Linked DNA regions of Homo sapiens: region 2 is linked to region 1. The links are chromatin loops, found by intact Hi-C in ENCODE. Cell type or tissue: MCF 10A. All regions are shown on one strand. Each heading gives the region's core, and the rest is flanking DNA. Links, peaks and the distances in the headings are about the cores only.

The links. Hi-C counts contacts between places; a loop is a spot of excess contacts. Peaks named below come from ENCODE experiments on the same cell type or tissue, not always from the same donor. Only the 100,000 strongest peaks of a DNase experiment are listed, where the experiment ranks them.
Region 2: a loop joins it to region 1, with 3 times the contacts of the local background. A loop is called at or near these places in 2 of 110 quality-filtered maps.

What each region holds. Positions count from the first base shown.
Region 1 is chr2:152,922,424-152,927,806 of GRCh38, forward strand. No RefSeq gene overlaps it. Among named protein-coding and RNA genes, the nearest start is that of ARL6IP6, 210 kb to the left of the region's middle. In MCF 10A, for the core only: a CTCF peak has its summit at 3,622 (motif pointing right); DNase peaks (open chromatin) are centred at 2,468 and 3,668.
Region 2 is chr2:152,764,783-152,770,165 of GRCh38, forward strand. No RefSeq gene overlaps it. Among named protein-coding and RNA genes, the nearest start is that of ARL6IP6, 49 kb to the left of the region's middle. In MCF 10A, for the core only: no CTCF peak of the experiment used is centred there; a DNase peak (open chromatin) is centred at 3,219.

The DNA.
Region 1 (5,383 bases), core at 65-5,064:
CATTATTGGTGCGTAGAGAGATGCTGCGGGTAGAAGTCATGGTGTGCAAAAGAAGCACAGGCCACTCAGCGACTTCGCCATGAAAACAGAAACATCCCAGAAATTCATAGAAATCTTAGAACAGGTATTGGGATTTTTACAATTTGAGGCATGGAGCTTAGAGTCTATTTTATTTAGATCTAAAGATGGTGCTTGGGTTCCTTCCTTCCTCCTTCCCTCCATGTGTCGCTCCTTTCCTCCATCTCTCCTCTAATTCCATCCTCCCTCCATCCCTTTCTTCTTTCCATGATATTAAAAATAAAGTAGACTACAGTTATTTTTTTCTTTACCTCATCTTCAATTTATTTTTTGCTACATTTTTTGTGTTATTGAATGGGCCTTAGGGATTGACTAGACAGTGCCTGAGAACTCTGTCGGCTACATCCTTAAATCAGCCATCCAAGAACTAGGCATATATTGAATTTTTTTGCTTATATTTACCTTCCCTTCCCCTTCCCCTTCCCCTCCCTGCCCCTGCCCCTTCTCTTCTTCTTTCCCTTCCCCTTCCTTTCCCCTTCCCTTCCCCTTCCCTTTGTTTCCCTTCCCTTCCTTCCTTCTGTCCATCTTTCCATCTTTTCTTTTCTCTCTCCTTCCTTCCTTCCTTCGTTCCCTCTCTCCCTTCCTCCCTCCCTCCCTTTCTCTCTCCCTTCCCTTCCCTTCCCTTCCTTTCCCTTCCCCTTCCTTTCCCCTTCCCTTCCTTTCCTTCCTTCTGTCCATCTTTTCTTTTCTCTCCTTCCTTCCTTCTTTCCTTCCTTCCTTCCCTGCCTCACTTTCTCTCTCCCTTCCCTTCCCTTCCCTTCCCTTCCCTTCCCTTCCCTTCCCTTCCCTTCCCTTCCCATTCCATTCCTTTCCATTCCTCTCTTTCCTTCCTCTCTACAGGGTCTTTTTCTGTCACCCAGGCTGGAGTGCCGTGGTGTGATCATGGCTCGCTGCAGCATCTGCCTCTTGGGCTCAAGCGATCCTCCCACCTCAGCCTCCGGAGTAGCTGGAATTCCAGGTGCATGCCATCATACCTGGCAATTTTTTTTTTTTTTTTTTTTTTTTTTTTTTAGTGGAGATAGGGTCTCAGTATGTTGCTCAGGCTGGTCTCGAACTCTTGGGCTCAAGAAATACTCCCTCCTCAACCTCCCAAAGTGCTGGGATTACAGGCATGAGCCACCGTGCCTGGCCCATTCCCTGGGTTTTCTTTGTGCAGCTACCCTGTCATCACTCTAAGTCCAAGTCATGGGGGTGAGGCTGACCCTGACCTTGGCTCCCAGGATTCTCATATGGCACAGGATTTGGCCATGAGAAACTTATTGCTTTGTACTTTTGATGAAGGTGAGAAATAGGTATGCTCTCTTCTGCTGGGACTCCTAACTGGGCAGAATGGAGCTGGAGCTGCTAGTAGCTAATTTTGCCACCACACTGGAAGAAACTGCCTGAAAAGGAAGCCAAGCAGAGGAGAGCAGACCTGAGAGGTGAAGAGCCAGATTCCTGACTACAGTGTTGGACTTTTGGACCCAGCTGTGCCAGATGCGCTTCAGATTTGTAAGTCCACATGGACCTTTTCTTCATAACGAGTTTGAACTAAGTTTCTGCTGCTTGCAGTTCCCTGCCAAACATAGCACCTAAGTCACAGCTCCTGGTGGTGTATTGGGAAGATGATTAGTTGAAGAGCTAATGCCAAGGGATTAATGTCTATAAAATGGGCATCCTAAAATAAACCTAAGAACTAAGGCGGTCTGGCCTTATTACATTTGGGGTTGATGCCAGGAAATACCAGGGTGCCTCTGGTCATTAACATCCCTCCCCTCATGCATCAAGTCCTCTCTCTCTCTCTGTCCCTCTCTTTTAAGTTTACATATTGGTTCAGGACAGAAATTGGGGGGTTTAACACTTTGAACTTGTGAGAGGGCCACTTCAAGATGGTTTAGCACACCATGAGTGCCTGGTTGCTCATTGGCAGGTCCTGTGCTAATAAGCACACCTGCCTGAAGTGTGCTTACACCTTGGCTCAGCCAGATTGTCTTATTATTTAGATGATGGCTAAAAAGTAGGAGGGGGTGAAACGGTAGCTCCCATGATAGGAAAATGAAAGCCTTTCTATATTTTTCTGTCTCTTCCAAGACACCTATTTTTAGGAAGTATGAAATTGGCAGGTATGTGCTGTCTTCCATTCTTTATACCTGACGGCTTCAAGGATACAGGCCAAACTGCAAAGTGTTTAGAGAAGAAAAATGCAAATGTATGCCTTAAAAAATTAGTCAGATAGGGGAGAGATTTGGAGATTCAAATGTGTGACTCTTGCCTTGTTAAACGTAAATGTGAAACATGATTACTAGCTATAACCAATTGGAAAGGTGTGGCTTCCCAGAGGTTCAAGAAGCAACTCCTGGCCACAGTTGCAGGAAATGAGGTCGGAGTGTTGTGTAAGGAGGCTGGCTGGCACACCACCTGGCAACCACTGCCAAACATTAGAAATTGGCTCTTGAAACTAAACCTGTTTGAATCACTGGCCTGAGTCAGCCTTGTTCACTGCAGCCCTGTCAAGGGGGCCAATACTGGGGCTCAGATTTTCCATGTTTAGGATCATCCTCCTTGCGTTGTCATATTGTTCTCTTTCAGGTGCTAAAAGCATCTTTCAAGTTATCAACATGTTCTTCTTTTAGTGCTTCAGTTTGGGGAACAAGATTTTTAAAGGTAATGTTGCAGACCTGCAATCTGGTTCATTAACCTCTCTTGGAGACTGGGTGTGTCTCGCTGTGGCTCCTATGGCACACTTATGTTTAGCATGCCAAAATGTTAAAGAGGATAGATATATATACAGTATGTATATGTCTATGAGTGTGTGTGTGTATATATATATAAATATATATATAAATATATATAAATATATATATAAATATATATAAATATATATATAAATATATAAATATATATAAATATATATAAATATATATAAATATATATATAAAAATATATATATATAAATATATATATATAAATATATATATATAAATATATATATATATTTAGGTTCCCAGAATTGGATTATAGTTCTTTGTTTATGATACATTCTCGATATTAGTTCATGCATGGACCATTTTTATTTGTTTTCTTAGTGTGACTATTCATCAAATATTTCTGGCCCTTGGCCCTCTGGGCATGTGGCTCGACTGCATTTCCCTATACACTCTGAAATTTGGTATGGTCATGTGACTTGCTTGGGCTGACAAAATGTAAGCAGAAGTGATGTGTATCATTTCTGAGCAGAAGCACTGAAGCAAGTGCATGATCCGCCATACACCCTTCCCCCTGCTATGGTGATCATGGAAACATTTTCCAACCTGGGTCCTTGAGTGGCTATGATGAACAGAGTCCTCCGGCTGATCTGCACTGGACATGTAGTATGGTCAGAAAATGCACTTATGTTGTGTTTGAGATTTTGAATTGTTGGACGGCATCACCTCGCCTACCTGCTTGTGGCAGTTAATAAGCTATTGTTTCTCAGTGCCTAACCCACCCTTCCCTAATCCCGTGTGTCTGGAGCTGGGATTTTGCTCCTCACGTGCCTCCTTAGCCAGCTGCTCCTGTTATGTTTCGCCAGTAGGGGGCAGCACACACAGAGAGACCAGAAGGCAGGAATAGGGCAAAGGGAGGGGCTCTTGGCTTTTCCCTGTTCTGCTTGCTGTTCCTGTCAGCATTGCTTCATCCATGGCTTCTCACCCTGACAGTGTCAGTTGGTTCCAGTTTCCAGCTTCTTCTGGCACGTTCAGGACTAGTTTTATTGTTCCCTGCCAGAGGCACCAGCGCAAGATGGGCAGGCTGCCCCTCTCAGACTCCATGAGGTGCCTTGTCTGAGTTTCCAGTTTCTGATAATCCTGGCCTTTTTCATTTTTCTAGCCCTAAGAGTGGTAGCTGATTCTTGTTACCATATATATGCTACCTTCATGTTCCTTTTTTTGCTTTTGAATTCCTCAAAGACTTATTTAACCCATTCCGTATGTTATCTCTGTTAAAATAATTAGTATGGTTTCTGTATTCTTGCATAGATCCTAGCTGATACACAGATTGATATAATTATCTTTTATTTTTTAAACATTTTTAAAAAATTTTATTATTGATTTATTTTTATGCAATAGAGATAGAATCTCACTGTGTTGCCCAAGCTGGTCTCGAACTCCTGGGCTCAAGTGATCCTCCTCCCTTGGCCTCCCAATGTGCTGGGATTATGGCCATAAGCCACTGCACCTGGTCTGTATAATTATTTTTAATAATGTAAGAAGCACTCATGAATTTGCTAACCTAAAACCAGGTCTAAAGGCAGTTCCTTGTAAATGACCTTTATTTAACCGTATAGCCTTTACTCCCTATTCCATTTTCCAGCCTCTTCCCACAAATGCTAATTGGTGGCCTTGATCCTATGTTTATCACTCCCTATTTGTCCCTTTTATGTAGTTTTTATTATATTTATAGGCATGCCTAACCCTAAAAATTATATATTTTAATTATAGTTGTTTTAGTTTTATGAAAAGGATATATATGGTATGTAATATTTTTACTTTTTAACTTAATTGCTAGAATTTGTCTATTATATATTGTTGTTTATTGCTTTATTTGTTTTTGAATTGCTGTGTAATGTTCAATTGGGTTAATAGCCTAAAGTATATAATTTGAAGTAAATTAGGAAAAGCAAACTCTAGGCTTCATATGATTTCAGTAGCAAGTCATGGAAACCAAGTAAATTAGGGAAAGCAAATGCTGGGTTTTATGTGATTTGAATACCAAAAGTTGATACTGAAAAGCAGCCCTACTGGTCTTTCTGATGTAGTTGATGACCGTATACTCTGGACTCATAGATCAAGCAGCGAGTGAAGAAAGAGTACACATCTCACTAAACATTTACATTTGCTAATGGGGTTTTTGTCTTTATACAATTTAACTTTTTATTTAATTAAAAACTAATCCAAGTGTGGAAAGAGAGTCAACACAGAAGGAAGATTAGATGGACCAGATAATCAGATGCCTCACTTTTTAAAGTTGTCTCTATGAATCAATGTCATCCTTAAAAGAAAAGTCATTTTCACTGAAGCTTGACGGCACATCATTTTCTGTGGGTTAGATGGGTACAAGGAGTTCATAAACTATAAAGCACTGGAAGTTACTAATAATTACAATTAATGGTAGTTACTATTCATTACAATTAATAGTAATTACAAAAACAGTTAACAAAAGAACTGAAAGACAGTCTTTCTCAGAGCAATTCTAAAGCCTTGCCAGTTTGTCTGAAGGCACTTACGTGGCAGAGCTTCCTTGCCCAGTACCAGCCAGTGAATTCCAGTGTTCTGAGAGAGAACTTGCG
Region 2 (5,383 bases), core at 166-5,165, 160 kb before region 1:
AAACATCCGGCAGTGTCTTGGTTCTTGAACCCATGTAATATGGGCATGGGAGAAACCAGCAAAAATCAGTTCTTGGATAAAAACATACATTGCATCCAGAAAGATGCCATTTTAGTGTTAACTGTCAGCTAGCTTAATAACTAACTCTTGAATAGATTATTTCAGTGTTGAAGGTGCATTATAAGAGAGAAGTCAACAAAATAAGAATTGAGTGTGGCCAAGTGTGGTGGCTCACACCTGTAATCCCAGCACTTTGGGAGGCTGAGGTAGGCAGATCACTTGAGGCCAAGAGTTCAACAGCAGCCTGGGCAACATGGTGAAAGTCTGTCACTACTAAAGATACAAAAACCAGTTGTGGTGGTACATGCCTGTAACCCCAGCTACTAGGAAGGCTGAGACAGAATCACCTGAACCCAGGAGGCAGAGGGCAGTGAGCCGAGATCACACTACTGCACTCCAGACAGATTCTGTCTCAAAAAAAAAAAAAGAAAAAGAAAAAAGAATTGAGCAATTGAGCACGTTGTCTTACCTCCTCAGGGTAGTAAGTTCCTTGACCAGAGCAATGTGGTGGGAATCCATGATAATGTATAAATTATGCAGTAAATAGTAGGGCTGCCAGAGGCAAGGAAAGCAAATCTAAGACCATAATGTATCTACCAGTGGGGACAAAACTGCTAAGTGCTACCTCATCTAATGCAATTAATTGGCTATCAGGTAGCTGGCTCATCCCCCAAGATATGATGCCATAAAGAGAGAGAGGGAGAGAAGTTGGTGGGGTGGGAGTGGGGCAGCAGAGATAGAAAGGCAGCAGCAGCCAGGAAAGCCTCTGAAAGTGTGGGTCCATCTGACTACCCCACCATCCTAGCATTTTATGCTCCCATTAAGCATTGGCTTGACAGAGACTACCATCTACAGTATAGGTTATGCTGTCCACCTGATTATTTAGAGCCTCTTTCGCAATGAAGGCTTTGTTGTGAGCATTCACATAGCTCAGAAATATTCTCAATTCTGGGTCCATTTAAAGAGCTCCATCTATATATCTCTTCCCCACCTTTCTTAAGTTGGCACCAGTCCTTTGTCAAGTCCCTGGCAATCCAGCCAAACTACTAGTTCACTCTCCTTGAATATACATAATCCTTATTTCATACCATACTTCTTCTAGCCAAGGAGACAACAGTATGAACTGCTTGAAATTTATATTGAACTCCCTAGGAAAAATTTCTTTTTCACTGCACATTGCTACCACCTATGAATGGGGGTTTATGCCCCCCACCACCTCATTTTTGGCTGGTAGTAACATATTACACAGAATCATCTATAAATTGGGCTTGAGTTTCAACATCAGTCAATTATCTATACCAAACCCTCGTGAGGCCAGGCTGCGGACTGAATGAAGAGAGGCTGCATGACAGTAGGAAGCAGGATGGGAATCTGATCATACAACTTACTCAGGACTTGAGGAAAATGAAAGGATGCATCTATGTCAGTGGTTCTTAAGCAAGGGCAATTTTGCCTTCCAGGGGCAAAACATAGAAATTTAGCTAATTACTTAGCAATGTTTTGAGATGTTTTTGATTGTTACAATCGGGGGCTGCTACTGGCAACTAGTCAACAGGCCAGATTGCCAAAGATTCTACAGTTCCCAGCAGAGAGGACAGTTCCCCAGGAGAGAGAATAATTCAGTCCAAAATATCAATAGTGCCAAGGTTGAAAAACCCTCATCTATGTTGATGACAAAGTGAATCGGATAATATCTGGTCCAGAATGGAAAGCTGAGGTCATAGGGTTACCTGGAGTTCTAAGATGTGGTGTTCATTCTCGAAAATGCCCCAGTAGAAAGAGCTGTTTCTCTAAAGAGTTATTAGCTAAACAAGACTTCTCTCTGCCAGTACCCTACAGACGTTTGCGTCGCAAGGTCTGCCAAAGTTTTCAACTACTATGGCCTTGTATATTATTAAAGTTCCCCATGTAATGTAGCCTCTAGCCAAAGAATTCTACTCACAAAACCAAAAAACATAACCCATAAAAAATTTTCTTCCCATCTCCATAGGCAGCCTATTTTTGTTCTCAAAGGAAAAATACTTCTGTAAGGTTACACACAGTGCTGTTAATGAATTGAAGCTGAGACTACATTTGGCCATTTAAAGTTCCTTATATTACTAGACAATAGGCAAAATGGCTATTCTGGTACTGATTGCAGTGATTAATAATCCATCTACCAATGGGAAATCCAGTTACTGCAATACAGTGGAAGCCAGAAGGAATATGGACAAAGGTCCGAGCTGCTTCCATGTTAGACTCTCATGTTTAGTTAGAGAAATATTACAACACCTACATTGGCAGAGGCTCAAATCCCTCAGGAATGAAGTTTTGGTTAGCCTACTTGATTAAAAAATCCCTATATTTGTTAGAGTTTTGGCTGAAAGCCAAGGGAACATGGAATAGATATTGAACAGAATAAGTCAAATACTAGACTAGAGCCTTATCAATTTCAAAAATGAAGAGCCATAACCTCTACTCATTTCCTTTGTATGGCATGTGTGTTCCTGCTTTTTTTCTTCATTTCTTCCATTATTTTATGTAGGATTTTAAACATTTGGCTAACTTTATAACTTTATGTAGGGTATAGGTTACAGAATATTGTGATGAAATTACTATAGAACAGGGGGGCAGTGGAGAATTCCTGAGATCCTGGATATGGCACTGAATACAATAGTAACCTATGAGGCTCTTGATTGTCTTCCTGTAAGGAAGGGGTCAAATGAACAACAACTTGTTGTATAGTATGAGGTGGAATAGTTTTTTGGAGGAAGAGTTCTCATGGGAAGTAGTGAGTTTGTGTGTGTGTGTGTGTGTGTGTGTGTGTGTGTGTGTGTGTATTTTAGAAGGGGTCTGACTGTCACCCAGGCTGGAGTGCAGCGGCCTGATCTTGGCTCACTGCAACCTCCACCTCCCAGGTTCAAGCAATACTTTCACCTCAGCCTCCCAAGTAGCTGGGATTACAAGTGTGTGCCACCATGCCTGGCTAATTTTTGTATTTTTAGTAGGGACGGGGTTTCACCATGTTGGCCAGGCTGGTCTCGAACTCCTGACCTCAAGTGATCTGCCCGCCTCAGCTTCCCAAAATGCTAGGATTACAGGCATGAGTCACTGCACCCGGCCTGCAAGTTTGTGTATATTGGTATTAGTCCATTCTCACACTACGATGAAGAAATATCTGAGACTGGGTAATTTATAAAGGAAAGAGGTTTAAGTGACTCATAGTTCTGCAGGGCTGGCAAGGCCTCAGGAAACTTACAATCATGGTGGAAGGGGAAGCGCAAATACATTCTTCATATGGCAGCAGCAAGAAGAAGTGCAGAGCAAAAGTAGGGGAAAGCCCCTTATAAAACCATCAGATCTCATGAAAACTCACTATCACAAGAACAGCATGGGGGAAACCACTCTCATGATTCAATTACCCCTCACTTGGTCCTTCCCATGACACATGGGGATTATGGGAACTACAATTCAAGATGAGATTTAGGTGGGGATAAATATTGGACAGGCAAACAAGTGGAGTCTATTGGATATTTTGTCATTTTTTGACTGCTCAACCCCAAAACTCAGTTATATTTTGCGAGAATTCCTTGTTATATGAGTGTGGGAGACAAGTCTTCAGGATGCATTAGAGAAGGCTAAATATTGGATATTTACTTTCTCCCAACCTGATTGCTAGTGAATATAACCTTGGTGCCACCAATTTTATGCTCCTGCCCAAGTCTTTGAATTGTGAATGAATGACACAGTAACTGACAAAAAGTTGAGAATTCAGTCACAGTTGTACCATTCAGTGGTAGTGACAATGGCTTCTAGCTGTCTTTAGCAGCAGTTGGGCCACTAATTGAATCCTAATCAAACTATTTTAAAGCAAAACCTTAGCTGTAATCTCTGCTACCAGCCTTTCCTTGGTGTCTTGTCATTTTATGATCCTGGTTCTCTGGCCTTTCCTTCAATTCTGTGAGCAACTCCCTAATGTTATAACAAAATTATTTTCTTCTAAAGCTAGCCAAAGTTAGATTTCCATGTTTAAAACCAAGAACCAAACATTCATCGTATCTCAACTCTCCACCACTACCTATCCACAAAGCCCCATTAAAAAAACCTTTGTTCCACCACAATTTCTGCCATCTGGACTCATTTCTTATAATACTAATTTTAAAAAGTATAATATGCTATCTACTCTTATTATTTTATAATGACTCATCTTTTTAAAGTCTTTTAGACTCCTTTTTATGTGCATAATACCTAGGCTGTGAAGGGGGCCAGCCCCTCCACACCTGTGGGTATTTCTTGTCGGGTGGGACGAGAGACTGAGAAAAGAAATAAGACACAGAGACAAAGTACAGAGAAAGAAAAGTGGGCCCAGGGGACCAGCCCTCAGCATACAGAGGACCTGCACCGGCACTGGTCTCTGAGTTACCCCAGTATTTATTAATTACTATTTTCACTATCTCAGCAAGAGGAATGCGGCAGGAGAGCAGGGTGATAGTTGGGGAGAAGGTCAGCAAGAAAACATGTGAGCAAAGGAATCTGTGTCACAAATAAGTTCAAAGGGAGGTAGTACGCCTCAATGTGCATGTAGGCCAGATTTATGTTTCTCTCCGCCCAGACATCTCAGTGGAGTAAAGAATAACAAAGCAACATTGCTGCCAACATGTCTCGCCTCCTGCCACATGGCGGTTTTTCTTCTATCTCAGAATTGAACAAATGTACAATTGGGTTTTATACTGAGACATTCAGTTCACAGGGGCAGGCAGGAGACAGTGGCCTTCCTCTACCTCAACTGCAAGAGGCCTTCCTCTTTTACTAATCCTCCTCAGCACAGACCCTTCACGGGTGTCAGGCTGGGGGACGATCAGGTCTTTCTCATCCCACGAGGCCATATTTCAGACTATCACATGGGGAAAAACCTTGGACAATACCCGGCTTTCCAGGACAGAGGTCCCTGCGGCTTTCCACAGTGCATTGTGCCCCTGGTTTATCGAGACTAGAGAATGGCTATGAGTTTTACCAAGCATATTGCTTGTAAACATTTTGTTAACAAGGCACTTCTTGCACAGCCCTAGATCCCTTAAACCTTGATTCCATACAACACATGTTCCTGAGCTCAAGGCTGGGGCAAAGTTATAGATTAACAGCATCTCAGGGCAAAGCAATTGTTCAGGGTACAGGTCAAAATGGAATTTCTTATGTCTTCCCTTTCTACATAGACACAGTAACAGTCTGATTTCTCTTTTTTTTCCCTACAGCCTGGAGCTTACACACAACAAGCGCTCAGTAATTGTTTTTGTTTGTTTTCAGTTGGGGTCTTGTTCTGTTACCCAGGCTGGAGTGTAGTGGT